4 separate regions of the Mus musculus genome follow, and regions 1, 2 and 3 are each linked to region 4. A link is a loop called in an ENCODE intact Hi-C map of the cell type or tissue named here. Cell type or tissue: left cerebral cortex. All regions are shown on one strand. Each heading gives the region's core, and the rest is flanking DNA. Links, peaks and the distances in the headings are about the cores only.

Evidence for each region. Hi-C counts contacts between places; a loop is a spot of excess contacts. Peaks named below come from ENCODE experiments on the same cell type or tissue, not always from the same donor. Only the 100,000 strongest peaks of a DNase experiment are listed, where the experiment ranks them.
Region 1: it touches region 4 in a loop (14-fold over the local background); 39 of 42 quality-filtered maps call a loop at or near these places.
Region 2: a loop joins it to region 4, with 4 times the contacts of the local background. A loop is called at or near these places in 13 of 42 quality-filtered maps.
Region 3: a loop joins it to region 4, with 4 times the contacts of the local background. A loop is called at or near these places in 10 of 42 quality-filtered maps.

Annotation. Positions count from the first base shown.
Region 1 is chrX:143,442,077-143,448,179 of GRCm38, forward strand. No RefSeq gene overlaps it. Among named protein-coding and RNA genes, the nearest start is that of Gm23325, 31 kb to the left of the region's middle. In left cerebral cortex, for the core only: a CTCF peak has its summit at 2,735 (motif pointing left); a DNase peak (open chromatin) is centred at 2,729.
Region 2 is chrX:143,272,229-143,278,331 of GRCm38, forward strand. No RefSeq gene overlaps it. Among named protein-coding and RNA genes, the nearest start is that of Chrdl1, 120 kb to the right of the region's middle. In left cerebral cortex, for the core only: a CTCF peak has its summit at 3,184 (motif pointing left); no DNase peak of the experiment used is centred there.
Region 3 is chrX:143,671,141-143,677,243 of GRCm38, forward strand. All of the region lies in intron 1 of Pak3 (p21 (RAC1) activated kinase 3), which reads left to right. Among named protein-coding and RNA genes, the nearest start is that of Capn6, 150 kb to the right of the region's middle. In left cerebral cortex, for the core only: a CTCF peak has its summit at 3,595; DNase peaks (open chromatin) are centred at 1,041, 3,556 and 4,337.
Region 4 is chrX:143,096,233-143,102,335 of GRCm38, forward strand. It overlaps Rtl9 (retrotransposon Gag like 9), which reads left to right and starts at 3,362. Exons shown (of 2, transcript NM_001040434.2): 1 at 3,362-6,103. The coding sequence starts at 3,362. In left cerebral cortex, for the core only: a CTCF peak has its summit at 2,989 (motif pointing right); a DNase peak (open chromatin) is centred at 2,996.

The DNA of each region.
Region 1 (6,103 bases), core at 351-5,350, 350 kb after region 4:
CTAATTCCAGAATGGATGTGCTCAGCCACTACACCGAACAATTCATATTGTTAATTTGGTTTAATATTTGAGATTTCATAAAGTTGGGCCTGAGGGATTATGCCATGCTTCCCTGGACTTCATGTTCCCCTCTCTGCCTCCACCGAAATGACTTTTTCTAGTGTTCATTTATTTTACTTGTCTCACATTTTTTCCTGGTAGAGCTCTCTTGGCAGGAAACAATCTTGTCATACGGAGATTCTAAGCAGACATGTTTAGACTATCTTTAATAAAACAAAGTGGCCTCCTCCCTATAATTAACACTGTTGAGCATGCATTTAAACCTCAAAAATCACCAGGTCCTGATCCATCCACCCTGTATTAGAAAAGCATGAGCACGTTTTTGTCACTCAGTGAAATAATGGTTGAATGATTTTCTTGGAAACTCTTAAAGTCTAAAGGGAAAATTAAGTGTTTTGGGCCCTTGGGGGATATAACTAGATCTTCTAGGAGTATTTGACTAGGTTGTGCTGCCCAGGGGCTTAGGAGAAAGAGGGTGATATTTTTACCCATGCAAAAACATGACACACATTCGTGAGGTTCCCATTATGTTCCAGTCTTGGGTTGCAGTTTTATTACCATCAGGTTGTGTGTCTCTCTTGGAATTTAATTTTATGACATAGATATGGTAAGTCTTAATGAAAATGTCAGCCTTTATGTCTTTAGAAATAATGACACAGGAAATGAGTTGAGTGCCCCTGTGTGGCAAGCAAATAAAAACAGAACAAAGCCTCACCACAAGACTGTGTTTCCCGCTCTCCCTCTGCACCTGCTTTCTGAATGGTTTGCTGGCCCGTGGGTGGGGGGGTGGGTGGAAAGCAAAGGTTGTCCTCTTTTTCTAGACTGCCGAGTCCTAGCTGGCCTTTTTTTTTGGGGGGGGGTGTTAGCAGTTTATTATTTTAATTAGTTTGTATCAATTGTACAGGAATGGATTTATCATCATATTTTCATACACGTATATAATGTATTTGAGTCTATTCACTCTCCCACTACCCTCTCTGTCCCTTGTGCCACTGGAACTCCCCTCCCCAAAGGGAAGCTTCTAGGTTAACATTTTGTCTGGCCTCTGGGGATATGTACAGATATCAGCATGTACAGGTATGAGTGTGCACACACATACACATATCGGAGATACTAATGAAATCTTTAAAAGAGAAAGGCAGGCAATTATCATGCTGAGAAGATTAGGCCAGCCCTGTTTAAAAATCCCACTGTGCTTCAACTGACCAGAGGGTACCTCAAGTCCGTCACAATGTAGCTCTTGTGCATTTCCCCAGCCTCACAATCCTAACCTCCCAGCCAGCCCCGTCTCCGCACCCAGCAATACCCACTTGCTGTGATTCTCATTCTTCATGCTGCTTCCTGTCCCGCCTACTTGCTATTCATCTCTTCTGTCCCAAGTGCCCTCATTCTTGTTTGTAAATCCAGCACAAACACTTATAAGACTTGTGTTCTTGGGTAAAACTGAAATTACTCAGTTTCTCAGTGTACTATTCTGCAAAATAGGAGTGAAAATTATTTCTTTTGCACAGCATTGCTGTACAGACTAAGTGAGGTAATAAACACTCAGCAAGACAGCCTAGCACATAGCATGCATATGTGTGTGTGTGTGTGTGTGTGTATGTATATGTATACATATATGTATATTGAGGTTCAGAAAGCTTAATGCCAATTCTTACCTATTGGCTTTACCCATTAACCCCTTCCTCGCTCCTCTGCTCTGTCCAAATCCTAACTCCTAGCAATTGTGAACAAGTCCTTTAAACTTTCCGAACTTCGATTTCCTCATTTGAAAATTGAAGGTGTTAATGGCATCAGTCAGAGTACTGACTGCATAGACCCCTTGCTGGTATTAAAGGGATCTTAGCACAGTGCTCTGTACTTCTGAGAGATTCAATAAATCCTTGCCAATGTTCCTAAGAACTGTCCTTTATGGTGGTGAGGAATGCAGGAGTCACTCTTTAACCCAAGTTAAGGGACATTCTTATCTCAAATACTTGTGAGGAGAGCATGGTTTCGAGTCTTCCTTACTGGTTTCAGTGTTGCAATTGAATCCTTGTCTTGAACTCTCCCTGCCCCTGCACTGGATACTGTTTTTTACTATTGTACTCAACACCTGCTACCTAGGTCCCCAGCATATCCTACACTCTGGAGACCATTTCTCTCCAATCTGTTCCTTTTCTACCTGTCTTACAAGCATGTTTTATACCTCAGTTAAGATATACTCATCTTTAAGATGCAGATTTTAATTCGTAGTCTCTTGAAGGATGTCCTCACATCCCTGTATGGAGATGGGTACTCTACCTGGTGATCACAGTGCCTATGATATGGTCATATAGCTCTTTGTTTATAGGTAAGTATCTCAAAAAAGATGTTGTTTTCTTAAAACTCACATCTGTGCAACTTTATCTCTGTATGTGTTGGACCTAGCTCACGGTTTACAACAGGATATGTATGCACAGTGTTTGAGCTAAACTGGGGAGACTCAGATATGCTTGAGCAAGTTCAAGGTTACTGTTAAAATACCAAGATATTAACAAATACACCCTTGAACAACATGGAAAACATCTGGACATTCTTTTACTGGTAGAAGAGATGGTTAATGTAACCCATGACTCCTGAAAAGAAAATGGCATCTAACAATAGTAGCCTTCCGAAGCTATTAGAAACTTGGAGAACACTGCCATCTTGTGGTAGAGTTCAGAAGTGCCGGAGAACGAAGCTCCATTTTGACATTGAACCATGAATGGTCAATTTCTCTAAAGAAGGCAAGTGTGTGATGTGCATTTCCACTTGATAGATCCTGTTAAATGAGAACAATAAAATGTTTGTCATTTGTTAGTCACTGTACCCTATTACTGTACCTAGTTGCTGGTTGGCAATGAAATGTTTTTTAAGAGAAGTCCAGATGGCCTACTTGACCCTGTTGTCACATTCACTGTCAGGCAATGTGCCCTATTTTTTCCAATGGTAAGTATGGTCTACACATGTCTGCTTTCAGCCATCATACAATACACTTGGACACAAGAATCCATTAAAAAAATAAGGCATCATAAAGTTTGACTCAATTCATGGACTAGCTGTGTGGTGTTAAATCAACATACTTGATTGTATCCCTGACAATTTTTAGTCATCCTGGAATTATTTATATGTTTTGTTGGAATCCTGAGAGATTTTCTTTGGGACATTTTACCTTATAATTATGCTGAGGTTCTTCTAATGTCACAAGGATTATGAAAGATGAATCTAACACGTTGTCTCCAGCCAACCATGAAGTGCATTTGGAACCAAATGGATTTGAGTTCTGATGGAGTTCTGATTTCTGTTCTATCCCTCACTAACTATGGAATTTTGAGTAAGCTTCTTACCCTCTCTTTGCTTCCTCATCTGTAAAGATAATCTTGAAAATCATACCATTCCATTCTGAGCGTGTGAGGATTAAAATATATACAGACATTCCTTCAATCAGCAAAAACCATGTAAGTAAATGATTACAGTTTTCACAAGCACTTCTCTGCTCCCCTTCACCTCCCTGAAATATAACAACAAAACTCAATGACAATACAGGGCATAAACCACACGGGGAACAGTATGCAGCATGAATCATCAATTTGGGGGGATCAAAACATAACATTTGAGAGTGAAAAGTCACATCCATTTTTGCCTAAAAGCGAAGAACACAAGATGGGGAGTAAGCAGAGAGGAGCCTCAAAACCTGTGGGTTTCATTGTACTTGAGTCTGGTAAGGCTTACAGGGGTACCAGCATTGGGAGAGAGCGAGGCAGTGGTGGGGAATATGGAGTTTAAATATTGACAAATGGAGAAGGGTTAGGAGTCATTGCCAGCTCACAGAGTGAGGGGCTGTCAGGTGTTAAGCCAAGTTTAAGGCTCCGGAAAGGCAGAAATAATGGAGACAGCTACAACCATAATCAAAAAATAGAAGGATGAGCAATGAAACAGGTGAGTAAGGTTGTATGTTATATTGTGTCTTCCATCCAATTGGCTTTCAGTTACACAGCCCTGGGTGCAAACTTCAATTCTGCTGCTGAGCGTAGGGTCTCGACACAGTGACTGTAAGACTAATAATCCTCTTACCTGTAAGACGACAGTTCTGACCTGCTGTTTCACATGGTAGCCGTGTCGATGGCCCTGGAGACAATGTGTAAAGTGCTATGCTCACCCGCACCTTCACACTTTAGAGGTGAGAGTGCTCATATTACCTTGCCCACCTCACTGCTCTTCCTTCTGAGCCTGCATCACACTATGATGCCTTCATCTATCGAGTGCTAAAGTCTCCCCTTCTTCCCCCTTCATACCTCATAATCCTCGGGTGCCACCTTTGGAGTTTCTCTTGAGTTGACTTTCTCTACTCTGTCCCCATTAAGAGCAGTCCATCGCAGGACTGTGTCATCTTTGTCTTGAACTTGTACCCCACTTCAGAGCTCAACTGCAGCTCATTTTCCTCAAATGTTTGGTCAGTGATGGGCAGGATGCTTCTTCAGAATCGGAGGCAGCAAACGAAATCCAAGGCAGAATTGTGGGCTAGTATTTAATGGAGTCTTTGTCTCTGTGACAAAGCAATCCACGGTATAGAGTAAAGCTTACAAACCAGCCAGCCAGGCTTTCTTGGGTCAGAATTCAAGCTTTGCCACTTACCGACTGTTTTATTTTAGGGAGGTTAAGTTATCTTTCTGTGCTTCCATTTTATCTTCTCTAGATCGAGTTAAAGAATAATTTATCAGAACGTTCTTCTAGGGAGGAAGTCAATTATGTGGCAAAGGTTTAGAATGACATTTGGTACATGTTGTGAGAAAGATTTTTTTAAAAAAAACTGGCATGATTCTGCGCTTGTGCCAGCAACTCTCAGCCCCGCTGTGGCACCACTGGCTCTCTCTACCCGCCAACCCTCTGGCTGGGCCAGAGCTCCTGAGTTCCTTTCACTGCCATGCCAACCCCACGCTATGACCGTCCACCCCATGGACAGCTGCTACAACACCCATTTACCCAGTAGAAGAAAAACTCTTGAAGCTTATAATTAACCAATTATATTTATATACCAATAAATTTCCAATTTACAATATGTCATTATAATAATTTTAGAACCAATTGATAATGATAAAAGCTTTATCTCAATCATTCTAACCTTATGATATCATAACTACCTGTGGCTGGTTAAAGCCACACTGGTTCATGTCCAGCTCCATCTTGGTCTTCCTCTATCTCCCCCGAGATGCTCCCTGTCTCTCAACTCTTCGCTCCACCTTCCTTTTCTCTGCCCAATCACAGGCTACTAGCTGCACTAGTATAATTGGATAGGGAAAATCCTGTGACTGGTACATAGCAAGCTTTCAAAGGACTTAAGTATGTTTAATGGTTTACAGTGGGGTTAAATGTTAGATGTTGCATGTATGGATCCAGTGTGGGTACTCTACTACTTGATGGTATGGGTAGTTTTCACAGAGTAGTGTAGGACTATCCATCTGGTGTGAATGAACTCTATACCAGCTCCACTACCCTCCCCTGACTCCCAAACTAAGTATGGTTTTCTTATGTTTGCTTGGAAGATGCATATATGATTCTCTTAGTGTATTGTTTATCCCAACTAAATCTCTTTTGCTTCCTAGACCTTGGCCAAATGCAAAGCAGAGAAAACTAAACAAGTACCTAGTAGAAGGCAGGAATTGCTGTATATATGTAAGGATTCAGATGAGTCTATTTCTCAGGATAGGGCATTTCTATTTTGCTTCACTTCCCACAGATTCTTTGGCTAAGTAAAAAAAAAAAAAAAAAAAAAAAAAGAGGCCAAGAAACAGTGAGTCTTAAGGCTAATGTAACAGGGAGTACTGCTATGATCAGACACCAGAGTGAAGGACTCCATGGAGTACAGAAACAGGAACAAGGAAGCTGTGGTGCAGAAGGTCCAATGGACCATTGTTCTTTGAATGGGCGAAGTATTGTGCAAGGTGTAAGCCATTATCAGATGGAGGAATTGTGAGGTACACACTAGGCATAGCAGAGTGTGTGATTACTCTTTTGGATGTAATTAGATGGAGGAAATCTAGAA
Region 2 (6,103 bases), core at 750-5,749, 180 kb after region 4:
TTATTTTAATGTGTGTGAGTGTTTTGTTTGCATGTATGTCTGTGAACCACATGCATACAGAATTCAGAAGAGGACATCTTATCCCCTGAGACTGGGGTTACAGATGATTGTGAGTCTCTCTGTGGGTTCTTGGAATCAAACTTGGGTCCTCTGGAAGAACACCCAGTGCTTTTACCACTGTGTTAAGTCTCCATCCCAGGCCAAATATATATATTTTTTTGTTGGTGAAATGTGAAACTAGTGTAACATTTCATGATTAATGTTAGCAATGGACCTTAGTTTTAAAGTTATAAGTAGTCAATATATGTGGATTAGGGAAAACAAATGAACTACTAGTATCTTTGTGCCAACAAAATATAAGAACCGACTGAAGTCTTTCTTTACTTTGGAGTGGGTTTATCCTGAATAGGTCTCATTTTCAGCCAAGATTCCCAACTGAACAACTAGAAGCTATGTACTAGCTATATCTCTCATAAGCTGTACTGAGAGTACTTTCAAAGGTAGAGATCTAAGGCTTTATCAGCCATGGAATAGGTTTTATGGCAGCCTACTTTGCTAAGGAATAAAAAAATTCTGACTGTATGAGGCAGAATTTTATTTCAGTCCCTTTCTTAATATAATCCAGTAGGGAGAGTATAGGGGAGTAGTGAGACCTCACCACTGCAAATTCCTCTGCTAGCTACCATTATTTACTAAACAACAGTTTCATATTATCAAGCAGCTTTAGAGAATTTGAATCCCCTCGGTATTATGCTAAATGTTTGGGCGCATCAATTCATTACTCTTCAAAGCAGTGTCAGGAGGCAGGAACAATGAATACAGTATAATGAGGCTCACACAGTAAGATGAAATGGCTTACCCAATTGCACACAGCAAGGACAGGGACTCAGGCTGCCTGCTTTTAGAGCTGCTATTTTAATCACTCTATTGCACTTGCCTACTGTGATCATCACTGTTTTGTTTCAGACTTTACAATAAAGAGATGACATCATTAGGAAACAGCCTTCTGTGGAGCTGGGGAAAGCCTGAATTCACAGGCCCTGGATATTGGATACTCAAGGGGTTCACATACTGGGAGCCTAATATGACAACTGTATTGAAATTATGTAACTGATGACATTCATTCAAACTTTCTTTTCTTACCAATTTTATTTATGTTATAGTTCATGTGCCATAAAATTCACCCCTATGGAAGTGTACAATTAAGTAGATTTTAGTATACTTGTGAAGTTCCTGTGGCCTTTCTCTACCAACTCTGCTTATGAGATCAACTCCTTTGTATTTGTGACAGGAGACAAACTCTGATGAATGGCCTATTGTTTGGTAATGGCTGTTAACAAAAGTCAAACATTGAATGTCCTGTAAGTATCCTGCACTATTTCAGAGTTTGTCTTTGTGGTAGACATAAGCATTTTGGGAAGATCCTGAAAACATGGGCATTTCTCCATTTTTCTTTTGTTAACTTTAACTAGCTCTATCCAGACCTCCTATAAAAAATCATCTATGAGGGATGAGGCAGGGCCTCTAGAGGACTGTCCTCTCATAGAAGTATCTTTAGCACAAAACTCTCAAAGAGATGAAACTCCTTGTTTCAATCATTTCTTGACAATGGTTCTTTGCAGAGCCATAACTCTTAGGGGGAAGGGTGGAATTAAAGTTACAGTAAACAACCTAAAAATCAGACTCTGAATAAAGTGTTGTTTTGGCTTTGAATAAACATATTCCACATAATTTCTTTAGTAGAATTTCTCAAGCGTACATGGGTGCTGCTATGATTAGTAAAGCACAAAACCTTTTAAACAGAGACTAGAAGTATAATTACTGTCAGGAGATAATCAGAGAAAGTTTTCATTTATATAATGGGTTGTGAGGCTAGAAAACATGGAATGAATGGGAAAAAATTATAGCATATGAACTTCTCATTTAGCAAGTCATCAACTTATTAGGATTCATTAACATGCTAGATTGAAAGAACTAATTTTATTCAGGGAAAGGTATTAAACAATTCCATCCCTAAAAACAGTGTGATCAGAAGTGTTCCCACATCTAATGTGGATAGGACAGTTCTGCTTTGCATACCACGTATGCATGGAGACATGGCTTCTTTTGCATTTATAATGTTTGAACTTCAATGCATAGATCATTATTCAGTTGATTTTGCACCAAATATATTCCACCTAAATATGTACGTGGAATATCTCTAGTTAAGCCAAACCCCAAATGTTCTCAGCTTCCAAGAGTGTCAAAAAATTCCCAACAGAAATCACCAGTGTAATGAAATCCACAGGGTTGGGGGCTAAAAATCAGGGGAGGGGAACCATCAACTATAGGACCAAGACAAAAGCATGCCTGAGCTGCTGAGAGGGTACAGAGAAAGCAAAGTCTACCTAAACCTTTAGCAGGCTGTAGTTTAGAGATGACAAAGATTTCCTTTTTATGGTCTCTTTTTAAGTTGTTCTCTTTCTCTTATTCTTTCCGAGAAGCCTCTGCCCTTATACTTGCTTACAAGCCCTCTTCACCTCATCAACCCAGAGTCCCATTTTCTATCCAAAGCCATCCAATCAACCCAGATTGTCTGCATTTTCCTGGAGAGGTTCCTTTTCCACAGTTGCCAAAATGTCTCAAAATTCTCAGAGCTTTTACTTAGTTTCTGAATCTTCAGGATACCCATAGGCCATAGTTCTTACTTCTAATGCATGGCGACTTTCTCCTTTTTCACTGAACTCCCTTCTTCCACACTGCATTGTATCAGAGCCTTCTAAAGCCCATAAAATCCTGCTTTAGGCACCCCCTGACTGTGGCTTGGGGTTAATATCTGGTGCTTTCCAGTCCCACCTCATGTGATTATGCCTTTGTTTCAGATTCAGGAGACCAATCATACTCAGACTGGGTCATCACTAGCCACAGCAAAGAGACATTTGAGGAAACAATCAAGCAGTCCTTGTACAAGGGGGCTTTCAGTTGCTTGACAACCAGCTGATAGCCTTGATTCTTCTTTCGGCCCGGCATGACCTCAGGCCCATAAGTGGCTACTTTCCTCAGAGCTGTAAGAGGCCATATCCTAGGAGGTCGTTTCAAAAGAGGTACTCCAGACAGTTGATTTTGTTAGAATTGGAGAGCAAAAGGTTCTTGAAAAACAGGTTAAAAACTTTTCCATTCTCCAACCTCTGTCTGACTGCCACCTAGTGGCATACGGGGGCGAGGGAGGACAGGCTCCAGCTAGGTGCAGCCAAGAAATAGGTGCATTGTCATTACATTTCAAAACAATATAGAAACCAACTAAAAATCAATTAGACTTTTATCAATACCAACAATTCTAGATAATAGCCATAATAAAATGCTTCTCACTATGGAACACCATTGTTCCCAACTGACACCCAATGTGTTCCCCCAACTTCTCTGACTAACTTTTAGATAACAATTCAGATTTCTTCTTGTACATATATTTCCAGCAAATTTTTCTGTATAGGGTTGTCGCCGTGTTCAGGCATTGTGGCCTTGGGAGGTGATTGAATCATAAAGGCTCTGAGTTCATGGACAGATCAATCCAATTATGGACTGGCATATTAGTGGGTTTGGAGGAGGGACTTTGTTATAAAAATACACTTTATGTTTGGCTTCTATGAAGTGGAAGATTTTATTTCATTTGTCGTTTCACAATGGTATAGTGCCTTGCATGCAGATGTAAAAGCAGCTAAGCCAAGCAACCAGGAACGAGACCTCTGAAACCAGGAGCTAAAATAACCTTCTCTCCTTGAAGTTTATTTCTCTCAGGTATTTTTCATAGGGATGGAAAGTGTATTAGTTACTTTTCTATTGCTGTGATAAAGCTCCATGACCAAGGCAACTTATAAAAGAAAGCCTTTAATTGGGCTGATCAGAGAGTTGATACAGAAGTGTAGAGGTGGCAGCAACTGAGACTTATATTGCAAACCACAAGCAGGAGAGACAGAGAGAACCATCTCAGAAGGGTGTGAATCTTTTGAAACTTCTAAGCCTGCCCTCCAGTGACACACCTCCCTCAACAAGGCCACACCTCCTAATCCCTTTTCAAATAGTTCTATCACTGAGAGAACAAGTATTCAAGCATATGACCCTATGTCGGCCATTCTCACTTAAACCACCCAGAAAGCTGACACCCCACTCACATCAAAACTTCTCTGTCTTGTGTTTCATCTCTATAGGGTTTTGCTTTTTGTTTTCCTTGGTGTATTTTCTTTCTAGGGTTTGTTTGTAGTAGGAACCTATATCATAATAGGAATCATTTGAAGAATCAGTGTTTTAGCTCAACCCATTTAAGGGAGCAGATCATTTTCAAACAAAATCGTATGTAAAACTTTTCTAAGCTTTATGTCTCACCTTTAATGCTATTTTCTTTGGAAAAAATTCCATGTCCCTCCACAATGAAGATAGGTCTCCTTGATCATTCTGTCACCATAGTATCTTAGACTCTTGTACTTCCTACCACATTGTAATTTCTTCTTCAGTGTATTATTTTTCCTGGTAGGTAAACTGGCATTTCTGTGGAAATAGATACTATGTCTACAATGTTTGTCATTAGAATCGTCGTGATTGGCACACATAGCTGATGAATGAAAAAAAAAAGCCCCCTGGTTGCTAAACTTTAAAAGTAAAGGAACACTGGGGACTTGGTTTCAGACATTTCAGTCTATGACTTGTTAGTCCCACTGTTGTGGGCATTGCTGGACATCATGGTGCAGAATAGGTAGGTGGTGAAGCAAAGCAGCTTATAGGGAACTGGAAATAGAGAATATAGGGAGGGGCAATAGCACACAAACCTCTAGTGACTATCTTCCTCTAGATCAAACTTCTCATTGTCCAACTACTTCTCAACATCATACCCTTCCCTAGGGACCAAAGACTTGGCATATGAGCCTGTCAGTGACATTTTGTATTTAAACTATGTACATATGTACACATATAAACATATGTACACATATGGAAAGTTATAGAGATATAAAACCATTAAACCACACATTGTCGGTCTCTTAAATATTGTAGCACAATAGAAATAGAACACACAGAAATAGAAATGTTTCTTTTCACACAACAGTGAAATTGTAGCAAGAATGCTTCACAGTTGAGTATTGTCATGAGGTTTATAACAAAATTCAGAAACGTCTGATTTAGAACTCAATAGTCAAAAAATAAAATAAAAAAGAAGTCAATAGTCAATGTGCAAATTGCACATTTATTAGTTGTTTTGCCTTGACACCTTAGAACAAGTTATTTTGCAAAGCAAACAAGTCCTTTGACATTTGTATGTATTAACCCACACTTTATTAGTTTTTCTTAGAGTTGGCTAGAGGGAAAATGTTCTGAAGGACTTTTTTACAAATTCCCTGAGCTGTTTTTTCCATCTGCAGAAAGAATTTCATCAGATGGACTCTTTGCTTGGCAACTCTTTGGTGAATGTCTGGAAGTGATGGGCACTGGGTCTCCATCTTCGCAGAGTTCCTTAATCTAATTAAGAAGACTGTGGCTGGGCAAATACTTCACATTTTTACATACACAGTCATGTGTTACTGAATGACTTGAGTATATTCTGAGAACTTTGTTGTTAGGCGATTGCATTGTTGTGCAAACATGGAGCATACTGACAATAAGCCGAGCTGGTCTAGGTTATTTTACGTCTAAGCTGTATCTGTTCCTAGGCTGCATGACATTTACTATACTGAATAGTGTAGGGATACTTGGATTACGGTAGTAAACATTTGTGTGTCTAAATCCATCTAAATATAGAAAATATACCTTCAAATATGGTATAAAATATCACAAAATGAACTTGTCAAAGGGTTGAAAATAGATGACTATATAATGAGGTAGATGATGGTGGAGGGATGTTGGGAAATGGGTCTCTTCTGGACATGGTGTGTTATTTAAATCACTAATTTACTGCAGCTATTGTTATCTGCACTAGACCTGCAAACAATCAAGATCAAAAGATCAGTCACCATTTCAATAGGGAGCACTAATTGGAATCATTAGGTTACAAGAGAGAGAGAGAGAAGAGAGAGAGAGAGAGAGAGAGAGAGAGAGAGAGAGAGAGAGAGAGAGAGAGAGAGAGGGAGAGAGAGAGAGA
Region 3 (6,103 bases), core at 544-5,543, 570 kb after region 4:
GAGAAGCAGATCTTCTATAGTTGATAAGAAATAGGCCCAGAATAGTGAGGCTATTAATCTGTACTCTCAACTCCTAATTCCCAGCTCAATACTCTTTCCAAAATCTTACGGGGCAATATGTTTTTATATATCTTACCTTTCTGACTCACTTGTCTTCTTAAATGATTATCTGAAATACCCTCTCTCTCCCTCCCTCTCTCTGTCTCTGTTTCTCTGTCTCTCTGTCTCTCTCTCTGTCTCTGTTTCTCTATCTGTCTGCCTCTCTCTCTCTCTCTCTCTCTCTCTCTCTCTCTCTGTGTGTGTGTGTGTGTGTGTGTGTGTGTGTACGCACGCAGGAACCTAGCACATATGACGGTAAGATGAGGGAGTAGTGGCAGCTGTAGAAAGGGTTTAGTATTTCCCACAATGCTTTTCTCAGTAGGCTCCTCCAAGAAAGGGCAGCTGAGTCTTTGCATCATGTGGTAACTGGTGTGCACAGCACCGGGTCAGTCAGAGCTCAAGGCAGCCCAGCCCAGTCTCACAGGCCGCATTCACCTCTGCTGAGATCCTGCAATGGTGGCTATGTGAGGTGAGCAATGAATTTCAGGGCATGGAGATTGGGGTATTTGAGATCCAATAAAGCTTGCGTACTTATCTGAACTCAGACCCCACATTAGGCCTCACAGTATGACCCTTCTTTCTGGGGTGTTCAGTCTATTATAGCTATCCTTTGTCTCTTGGTTCCTCCAGCCCTAATATCCGAATGACAGCCTTAACCTACATTTTGCGGTGAGGAGGAGAAACAACATAACAGTCATTGGCAAGTCCTTTGCAAATGTCAAGCACCTGAAAATGCTCCCCATCAAACTGTCATTTTCTTTTTCTCCTTTCTGGACATCTGAGTGGCATTTCAGCCACATGTCAGAAATCCTTCAATCAGATCCTGCCCCATCCTCCAATCAGATCCTGTAGTTCCAACTGCCCCATAATCTTAATTTGGTCTTCCTAGTCAAATGTACCCAACCCACTCTTCCTTGCTTCTGGGACTAAAATTTGGCGCAACCCTCCTTCTCCCTTCCCACCTAACCAGGCAGCAAAGGCAGATGCCCTCCCCTAGCTCTCTAGCATGCATTGTCTGTAGCAGGCATTATCTGTAGCATGCATTGCTTTCCTCTCATCATACATCATTCCTTGAGGAGTTCTTGGAGTATTTCTCTGAACAGAGAAACTAGATTACCAAGGGCATGTCTTTAGTCTTACAGGTCTTTACTGTCCCGTATAAGCAGCTTTACACATGGGGCCTGTCTCTCTTTCTCTGTGCATGCCTGTCATCTGCCCTTCTCTCTGTCTGCCCCACAGGCCATCACAGTAGCTTCCTCTGTTGCCTTCTTCACCTGCTCTTCTATACTATACCCTGCAGCTTAGATGGCTAGTTAGGATTTGATGTTCCTGAGTCTCTCTGTGTCTTTGTCGGCTGCTTAGGTATCTATCCTGTTGCCCAAGTCAACATTCCCACCCCCAAAGAATTTCAAGAAGACAAACAAGCCAAGACTATGTAAGCCATTTCTCTTTGACTCTGAGAACAACCTGGGCCTAGAAGATGGTAGAACTATATCCCAGCAGCACGAGTTTGTGTGATGCACTCTCATGAAAGGAAAGCACCAGAGTTTCAGCCATGGAATTGAAGATATGGATGCATTCGACTTTCTAGAAATTCACCTTTCTAGAAACCTATAGAGGTCCAGGATCCTCTATAGACTTTGACTGACAGAAGGTAACTAGAACTGGTAATAATAATAAGCGTGTCTGAGCATCTCTTCTGCGATTTCTATGCCAGCTACAATAAGAAGTTTTATTTACTATCTACTGTTGCCAACACTGAGCTAGGCACTTTGCAAAGGAGTTCTTTTTTTTTTTTTCTCAACTAGTTCATGCTTCTTATTCTGAATTTATAAGCATTGTTTGTCATCTCCATTATAGAGGTTGGGAGGAGCTCGGCAAGTCTAGAACTAGAACAACATGTCTATCTGGGGAGGAAAGACATTTTCTGGAGAGGTTCCTAGCCTTCAATATTATTCAGTACTTACTGAGTCATGTCCCTTCCCAGGTTCCCCCTCACTTATCATTCTTACCTCTCTCTCATATATAAGCATATTTACAAGCCTATTACACACAGCTGAATAGATGTATTCAAAAATTCACATTTTTATTATGATACAACACATACACCTTACCCCACTTGAATGTTCCCACCTACTCATGGTTTTATATTCCTCGATATGTTCACACATTTTTATATCTACTCACATTATACAGGTAAGTAATATGATAATATATACCCTTACTAACACACTTATATAAATCAAACACTTTGTGCCCAGATATACCCTGCCTTTCCCCTTGCCCAACTCAAACTTCTTTTCATAGTCATAGCCATATACAATACAACAGTTTTATATTATCTAGCATGTTTGCACTGATATGGTCATTTTTTCCTCACAGTCACACACAACTGCGGTACACAGAGGTATACACACACCCTCACCCTATTTGTATATAAAGAGCATAGCAATATAGACAGTATCACCCACTCAACCTTTTGTATACTTTTGAACTATTACACTCTCCTGCTCTATCCCACTGACAGGTCTGCTTTCACTGATATGCACATCATATTTCCAGAGACTCACACTTAGACATGGAGGCAGACATTTTGCCCATATTACACTCAAGAACTTCCTTTTCACCCTGGTATATAATCACCCCGTTCAATACTATGCCTTCAGACACACAACCTGAAATATAGCTATACATTACATTTTTTTCTATAAATACAGTCATGTTCACCTGGTGTCATCATTTCTCCTTTTACACCATCACCTATGTACAGATATGTACAAAGAGATGCATATTGGCATGTACATATTCTCCTTCATTACTCATACAAAATTATAAATACAGACACACTTAATGCATAGCCATGTATTTGCACGCATGCATTTTAAAATATGCACTCTCACTTTCAGAACTACACATTACAAATTACACATTTCCACTCATTCTTTTGAACACATAACTCTCCTGTATACTCTTACATAACAATACCTATTCATGCCATTACATGTTTTCACACAAACACTCTTATACTTACCACATACTAGTCCTTGCACACATTTCCACTCTCCTATTCTCATATGGGTGTACCCTCACACTGTTACATATATCATATGAGGGTACATATAATGACATGTACAGTGCTCATAGTTACTAGTATGCATTTTACTGGTATGTTCCACAATGCACGGGTAATTTATATTGCACTAGTCAGTTCATACAGATACATACATGTACTGACACAAGTAGTCGCTAACACCATACATGTCAGTTATTGATATTTACACTCATTCATTTTTCACCCTACCACATTCGCACTAAAACTCTTTGGTAGATACACTTACTCATTTTGACCTATATGCCTGAGCAGTCCCATACTCTCCAGTAAAGTTCTCCACACTCTTAGCTTCTTCTATGGGTACATTGATAATATATGTCTCCACACTGGCACTGAACAGCACTCCCTCTCCACTAGAGGCACAGTAACCCCCATCTATCCACATTGACTCACAAGTACTGATAGCAACCCACCCGCACATTCAACTTCAGACATATTGTTCTGAACATCTTATGTGCATTCACAAATTGACATTTTCGTAGTTACACACTTTCTCAGTGGTGTATAGGCTAAGAGAACATTAACCAATCCCACACAACAGTGGTGAGAGTGGTGAGCTTTGCGTGGTGTGATTATTTGTAGAAAATCATGCCGTAACTTGTTATCTATTTTCCTCAGAAGACGGTAAGGGAAAGATCTATTTCCTTAATGCTGGGCCATGAATAATAGCACATTTATGTTTATGTTTTATGTTTATGATATAAAACTGTTGTTGGTTATACACATGGAAAGGGCAGATCTGCTTCACTTAGGCACGGCACATCTACCCACATATATTAATACTCTGTTAACCTGGAACACTTCATTCTACAGAGGAATAGAAGGCAATTCTCTCTTTGAGAAACCTGTACCCACACTTAGATGTATGGGTACCCTGTGTAATCCTCTTTCAATTAACCCCTGTGCTTAAAGTGTATGCTAAAAATACATTTTAATAGCATCCATCTCTGCTTCATTAAAGAGAGGAAGAAAGGGAAAGAAAAGGTTAATGAGATAGTTGAATGATAACATACGTTTCTACTGTGAGTCGGCCCACACATATGTAGACCCCGCTGAAATTTCAACAGCTGTTACTAACGAGTCCCCAGAGGAGGTTTCTCTGTAGGCGTAGGTAAAGACAAGCTGATGGAAGTTCCTTATACTCGAGACAGATTGCAGATCTTCTAAGAGAGTCGAAAGAAACACAGGCCCAGAAATGAGCCAGAGGAACATGAACTTGGATCTAGAGATTTACAAACACGAGAAAAGCCCACAGTAATCTCATTTGTGCATGGCTTCCTCCACTGGAGTCTTTCTGGGCACAAGTGAGTGTCAAATAATGTCTGTACCACCACTTGGTATGGTGCGGAGCACAAGTGGATGTGAAGTAATATCTATGTGGTATATCTTCACTCAGGAGCATCAGGCAACCCCCTGACTCCACCATTAAGTTGAAAATGTCTTGGACAGAGTAAGTCCCATCATAGTACTTTTTAAAAATTCCTAATGGCAGAAGGCTAAGCCTAGAAGAACTACTTCTGTGACCCAATTAAGGAGCTAAAAGGAAAAGCTAGGCAGGGGCATGTTGTCAGTACAGTTCTAGTCTCTCCCTCTTCCTCATCTTAGAATTCTATAGGCTCCACATAGAGTCAGAGCCAGAGAAAGATTAAAATATCTGTGCCTTTGAATTACTTTTTTTCATTTGTTCATGAAACAGTCATAAAAGGTAACAATCTTGAAGCTTGGAATCAGGGGTATCTTTATTGGGTCATCTAGTGGTCTTCAGTTTGTAAAAGACTTAAAGACCCAGAAGTGATTTAAGGAAACCACTTGCCAACATAAACTTTCTCATAGACATCTTGCTCAACACTGGGCTGTGCCATCTTTCCAGACAATTGTGTAATCGAGTTCTCTGTCACTGGGCATAAGGTAGAGAAAGAGCTACAGGCCTTAATGAGATCATTGTACTTAATCAAGATTAAGTTGCCACCTCCTTTTGAAGACAGCATTTGAGAAACAGCCTGGCAATTTTACATTTGATAGTTCATTGGTGATACCTAAAACTCACCATAGGCAATTGGTACAGTGTATGGGAAGAACTGAAGTTTTAAGCCTGGATTTGCATCAATTTAACAACAGTTGCTTAGTAATAATATTGAATCTCCAGAACTTGTGTTATTTTATACCTTTGGAGATTCTCATTTTTTTTAATGAAAAAGCCATTAGGAGGATAAACATAGGAGTCAGTAAGACCAGCATTTGTATCCTTGTTTAGCCACTTTCTAAAAGTGTAACCTAGTTTGAGTACTAAGCCCTCCTAATAGTGTCTTTATCCGTAAAATGGCTTTTTTATGAGGATGAAATGTGATAGATACTTTAAGAAAACAGTTCAGTGTCTGCCAATAGTAAACATACAAGTGATAGATTCTATTATTATCTTTCCATTGCCTTTGAAAGGAGCCATCAAAGGGCGAGAACTCCCAGACAGCAGAGAAATGGTGTGGAGCAAAAGCCGTTGCAGCCAAAGCCTGAGGTTCACTCAACTTACTTGACTCATTTTGAACCTTTTATTTTAGCTTAGCCAAAAGCCAGCTGTCAGTGTTATGCCTACTCAAGGGCACAATTGAAAAACATGACTACCCTTTAGTTTCCTCAATCCCTGCTCCACCAGGGAATGTGTGGCTTGCCACCTCATCAGTTTCTTGTCCATGTGCATGTGCTATAATGCTATAAGTGCTTCCTAGAAATCGAGCCTTCAATGGCGGCACCTTCTTCATTTGCTATGAATGAAAGTAAGGGAGGAGAGAATGTGGAAGAAACTTCTGCCCCCTCTAATACTGAATGCCTCTTTTGTAGATAGAGCATTTGCTCTTCTCCAAGGTTTTGTCTCAAATACCACAGTGGAAGCACAGT
Region 4 (6,103 bases), core at 468-5,467:
GTGTCATATGTGTTTGTGTAACTTGCCGAGCCTTCTTGTGAACCTTAGAATGGGTTTTCTATGACCGTTTTTCTGTTTTTTTTTTCTCATTCAACGGAGACGGATTAGAAACTTTGTTTTTGAGCAGTAAACTCTAGTCCTGCAGAATTGTGCACATTTAGTTTTTTGGGGGGAGGATCTGGTTACTTATTTGGTTACTGATAAAATTTCTGATAGAAGCAACTTAAGAGGACTACTCACAGTTCCAGATATCAGCATGTGGAAGGCATGGTGGCTGGGCATCACTGGCCCACAACATGCAGAGTGGGAAGTTCCTAACATCTGGATGAATCAGGAAATAGAGAGCAAGACTAGAAAGACAACAGAGCTCAACCCCAAAGCCCACCACCAGTGTCCTACATCCCCAACTAGGGTCTATGTTCATAACCTTCTAATACAGTCTCTCCAGCCAGTGACCGAGTATTCAAACACACAAACATGTGGAGGAATATTTCACATTTAAACCATAACACCTGTGGAAGCTCAACTTTATTATCAGCAAACTGAGAGCTACAAACCTCTAGCTCAAAGGGTAATTCTGTAGAGCAAATAACAGAAGACTTCTGAAGCCCTTAGCACAATTTTTGACTTAGAGAAGAGTATTCAAGGCAAGGTATTATTATGACTGCCACTACTGTCACCATGGCTGCTACTAAAATTTAACCACTCGTGGCAAGAACATTTCTTTGCTTGGTGGGGTGGAGATCCAGCAGGAAAACTCTGGTAATTATTCTGTACTTCTACTATGACCTCAAGCCCTCCTTCTAGACTATAGGCTTCTCCTTTGTTTATATGAAAGGGATCCTCACTGGGTAGGCTCAAGTCTAACATTCTTGCCTTCTGTTTGAAACCTATTGAGCCTCATGTTGAATCCTAGCTTTTCAGAATGGACACTGGCTGCCAGATTTGTCTTTGTCATTGGGGCATAATGGCTTTTAACATTGCTCATGACTATGGGTGGCTATTAAGGTATTTACTTTCCAGCCACTACCACCCAGTCTCTTCCCACCCTGCTTTACCCATGAACCTCCTTGAGTTTCACGGATGTTACTTCTCAGGATCCTCAGTCCCAGTCCTTACCTCTAACACTGAGCCAGTACTTCTTGGTTTGGCCAGCTGCCTTGTCTAGGATCCAGAGTAGCTGTGCCTGCTGGCTGCAGAGAGCATGCACGTTTCATTTCCAGAGTGAGGACACTGTCTGGTTCATCTCTTTAGTTGTGATGGTTTCTTCTCTTTGGGGTAGCCAGAGGTGGGCATCGTGGTGGGAAGCTTGTGGTATTATTGGAGGCAAGGGGCAAAGGGGTGGGACCCGCAGAGGCCAAGAGCTAAAGTAGAGCTTCTGGAGGGCTGACAAGAGAAAGGCGGCCAGAGGCAAATGTCAGAGCCTATATAGAGGCAGGAATCTGGGACCTGAGAGCCAGAACATGCACTAGCAAGTCAAGAGCATTGGGGCCGGTGGGCGGGCCAACAGGCTGGCTGGCGGGCAAGAGGGGGGTGTGGCATGGGATAGCTAAGGGAGATTGCAGAGAACAGCTGCTAGCATTGGACCTTGCTGTAATGAACTGGCACAGGGTATAAGTCAATTGGTCAGACCAAAAGAGCTACAGTGGAAAGGACACTATGACTCTTTTCTGTCACTGGTAAGGTAAGAACTTTCTGAGTTGTGACTCGTGGAAAATTGTGCTGCACACAGGGATTAATTGATGGTGAAAGGTGGAATTGCAGGATTGATTTTTTGGGGGCCAATCTTTCTCATGGCATGAATTATGATTAGGCTAACTGAAGTGTTTGAAGGACCTAGTATTTCTTTTATGATGCCTTACCTTAGAGTTTCCTAGTCAATGGGATTGAGGACTGAAAGAAGCAAATCATTACAGCCTATTAGTGAGGAGTAGGGGGCTGAAGAATTGGATGGGCCTGAGAATCTTTCAAACCACACACAAATGATGAAATTTCTGTGAGTCTTCACTCTCCCAGAGGATTGCCCAGCATCTCTGAGGGGTTGCTGTGTAGATGTTACAAGGCAGGTAAAGTGCCTAGCAGAACTAATGAGTGCAAGAAATGCTTGCTGTTGGTAATTCTGCTCTTAGTGTTCCAATTGTTACAGAGGCCCAAAGCCACGAAGTTGATGCTTTCTTTGACATTGCCCCAAAGTAGCCAGTCTTCTTTTTTAGGGCCATGATCAGGTTACAGGAACATGTTAATCTTAAGTAATGTGTATACATGGGTTTCCAGCTCGTGTGCCAGTGCACCCCTTTTGTGGCTGCTTTGGGAAACAGGTTAGAGAGGTGAGGCTATGAGAGTGGCCAGCCCCCTTCTTAGGTCAACAGGAGAATTTGAAATTTCTGCATACTGGAGAATAAGCTGCCAGTGATCTCTAGGCTAGGATGTCAGACAAACAACTACACGCAATGTCAGGGATACCAAAAGATCAAGTAACTCCAAGGAAAGGGTGAAGAGGCAAAAGATACCATCACAGTGTTCCTATTTTAGATGCAACTCTTGTTAATCTTAGAAAACTGGTACAACAGGCATAGTAATACTACTTAAGGTCCAAATAGAACCAGGCTTGTAATGTCATGCACATCATAGGCTGTTTAAAGTTCTGTGAAGTTAAAGTTCTCTGTCATCCACACACCTACTACGTAAGCAATAAGTAGGATTGTAGCTGTGGCTGTTAATAATAATGATGATGTTAATATTAAGCAAGGTTTTGCTTTGCAGAATGCTATTCTTAGTCATTGATCAGATAAATGTGCTATGTTTCCTGAGAAAGACATTAATAATACTAGTAAAATCTGGGTTAAACCATTGGTGGGATTCAATGACCATTAGGAACCAATAATTATCATGGAGTACAGGGCTCTTTCATTCCTGCCTACCAGTACCTAGGTTGACTTGCCTTTGAATAACTTAGGCAAAGAATCTGAACTTCTTGTAATTGGCCAGAAGGTGGTGCTGCTGACTCATTTGAGACAGGGCTTCTCTGGCTCTGGAGCCCACTATAGGCATTTATAAATATGGAAGCTGTGCTGTATAACTGGGTATGGGTTGGTTTAAAAGAGGACAGAGGTTGGAAGGATAGTTGCTTCAGCTTTGGGGATATTTGTTGCTATATATTTTCTTCAAACTGATAGACCCACTTTCAAAGCCATATATGTGACAACTCATAAAAGCAGCCTCTATGAATCATTGGAATATATTTCTAAAATTGGTTTTTGACCTTTAATCTTTCCTCTTGTTTACAGATTTCATTGATTTGTGGGTTTCATCAGTGCCTCTGATGTCAACACATTAGAGTCTGCAACCCTGCCTTGTAGCCATGGCAGATATGTCAATACCATTACATTCACTACGCTTCAACAATATGATGAAGGAGGAAAATGGTGACCCTCAAAACAGAGGGGCAACTTTCTCTAGACCAATGACAGAGACCAGAGCAGAAGTTCAAATCCTGCATTCACAGTTGCAGTTGCCTGTTGTTTCGACTTCAGCCTCAGATCTCGAAGGGACATCTACACAGCTGATGACATCGCCAGGCTTTGACAGTCTGTCCACACCTCTCATGGGAGCACCACACTCTGGGACGTTGTCCCCACCACTGATGTCAGCCTCAGACTCTGGGACACTGTCCCCACTGCTAATGCCGGCCTCAGATTCGGGAACACTATCCCCACTCCTAATGCCAGTTTCAGACTCTGGAACACTGTCTCCACTGCTAATGCCAGCCTCAGATTCAGGAACACTGTCCCCACTGTTGTCTACTTCAGACTATGGGTTAATGTCCCCAGGGATGATGTCAATACCTGATTTTGGGACAATGTCATCACTAATGGCAGCCCCAGATTCTGCAGAGATATCACCATTGGCAATGCCAATTCAGTCCTCTGGAGTGATATCTGCACCTATAATGAGCACTTCATCCTCCGAGGCATCGTTAATGCTAGGATCAGATCCTGGTGAGATATCCCCACTCCTGATTCCAGATATGAACCCTGGAGTGACATCCACACCACCAATGACAGCTCCAGGCTCAGAAGCAATGTCCCCACTGCAAATTACAGATGAGGACACAGAAGCAATGTCCAAAGTGCTAATGACGGCTCTAGCTTCTGGAGAGATATCATCACTGCTAATGTCAGGCACAGACTCTGAAGCGATATCTTCTCTGATCATGTCAGCTCTAGCTTCTGGGGAAACACCAGCCCAGCCAACAAATCCTCCAGAGTCTGAAGGGATACCCACTGTGCTCATGTCAGGCTCAGACTCTGCAGTCATGTCTTCACTGCCTATGCCAGTTTCTGGCTCTGGAGCAATGCCTACACCACTCCTGTCAATCCCAGATGCTGGAGAAATAGCCACATTACCAAAGCCAGTCCCAGATGTTGAGGCAATGTCCCCACTGTTAATGACAGCCCTCACCTCTACAGTGATGCCCAGTCAACTGATTTCAGCATCTAGTTCTGGAGTGATGTCCCCAGATACAACACAAAATATCAACTCTGAGGTCATGTCTGCTCCACCAATAAGAGTTTCATCCACTGGATTGATGTCCACACTACCTGTGAGAGCTTCTGATACAGCGGCAACACCCATACAGCTAATGAGAGTCCCTGCCTCTGGAAATATGTCTACATCACAAAAGACAGTTCCAGTCTCTGGATCAATGTCCACTCCACTGATGGCTGTCACAAGCCCTGGAGCAATATTCACAGAACAAATGCCAAGCACAGCCTCTGGTACAATGTCTACACATTTAACAATGCCCCAAACACCTGGAACAATGCCCATAGGTTTTATGAAGTCCACATCAAATGGAGCCGTTTCTGCACAGCAAATTAGATGTTCAGTTTCTGGGATGATGTCCACACAGCCAGTTATAGCTACAGCCTCTGAAATAATGTCTGTGTCACAATCAACAGTCCCAACCTCTGGGTCAGTGTCCACACAGAAAACCCGAGCTCCTGTCTCTGGACCAATGTCTACAACCCAAATAAGAACCACAGCCTCAGCGTTGACATCTACACCACAAATGAGAGCCACAGCCTCCGGGACAATGTCTATCCCACTGATGACAGCCAAAACCTCTGGATCAGCATCCACACTGTTAATGAGAGACACAGCCTCAGGAGTGATATCCGTGCCACAGATGAGAGCTCCAGGCTCTGGAACAGTGTCCAAGCCACTAATGACATCCAAAGCTTCTGGAATGTTCATGCAGCAAATGACAACTGCAGCTTTTGGAGCAACGCCTACATCGCTAATGAGAGACACAGCTTCTGGAGGTCTGTCCATGCCACAGATGACAGATCCAGCCTCAGGAGGCATGTCCACACTGCTAACAAGAGCCACAGCTTCTGGAACAAAGTCTACATCACAGATGACAGCCACCACCTCTGGAGGCATTTTCATGCCTCAAACAAGACTCTCAGGTCCTGGAGCAACATCCACACCACTAATGAGAGCCACAGCCTCTGAGAAGATGCCTAGTCAGGCAATGAACATTCAAGACTCTGGAGGAGTGTCCACACCGCTCATGAGACCTGTTGCCTTGGGAGGGGTGCAAATGAGATCCCAGGGCTCTGGAACAATGTCCACACCCCTATTGAGAGCCTCGGACTCATCAGAGATGAGTATGTTGCTCACAAAAGCCCCATCCTCTGGAGAGCGGCCTCTGCTATTAGTGAGACCTCCAGCTTCAGGAGAGATAGCTCCACATTCGAGAACCCCAGTTTATGGGACAATATCTGCTCCACACATGACGACCACAGCCTCAGGAGTGATGACCATGTCACCTATGAAGACTTCTGTTCCTGTATCAGAGTCGGCAACTCTCCTGAGACCCACAGATTCAGGAGTGATGTCCATACCACTGACGAGAACACCAGCTTCTAGAGCAAAGTCCAGACCACAAATGGCCACAGCTTGTGGAGACATGTGTCCACTCCCAGTGCGAGCTCCAGCCACTGCAGGGATCTCTCCATCACCAGTCAGATCACCAGCCTCTTCCACCTTGTCTACACTACTTAGGAGACCCTCTGATGGAGCTGTGACTGCAGAGTTA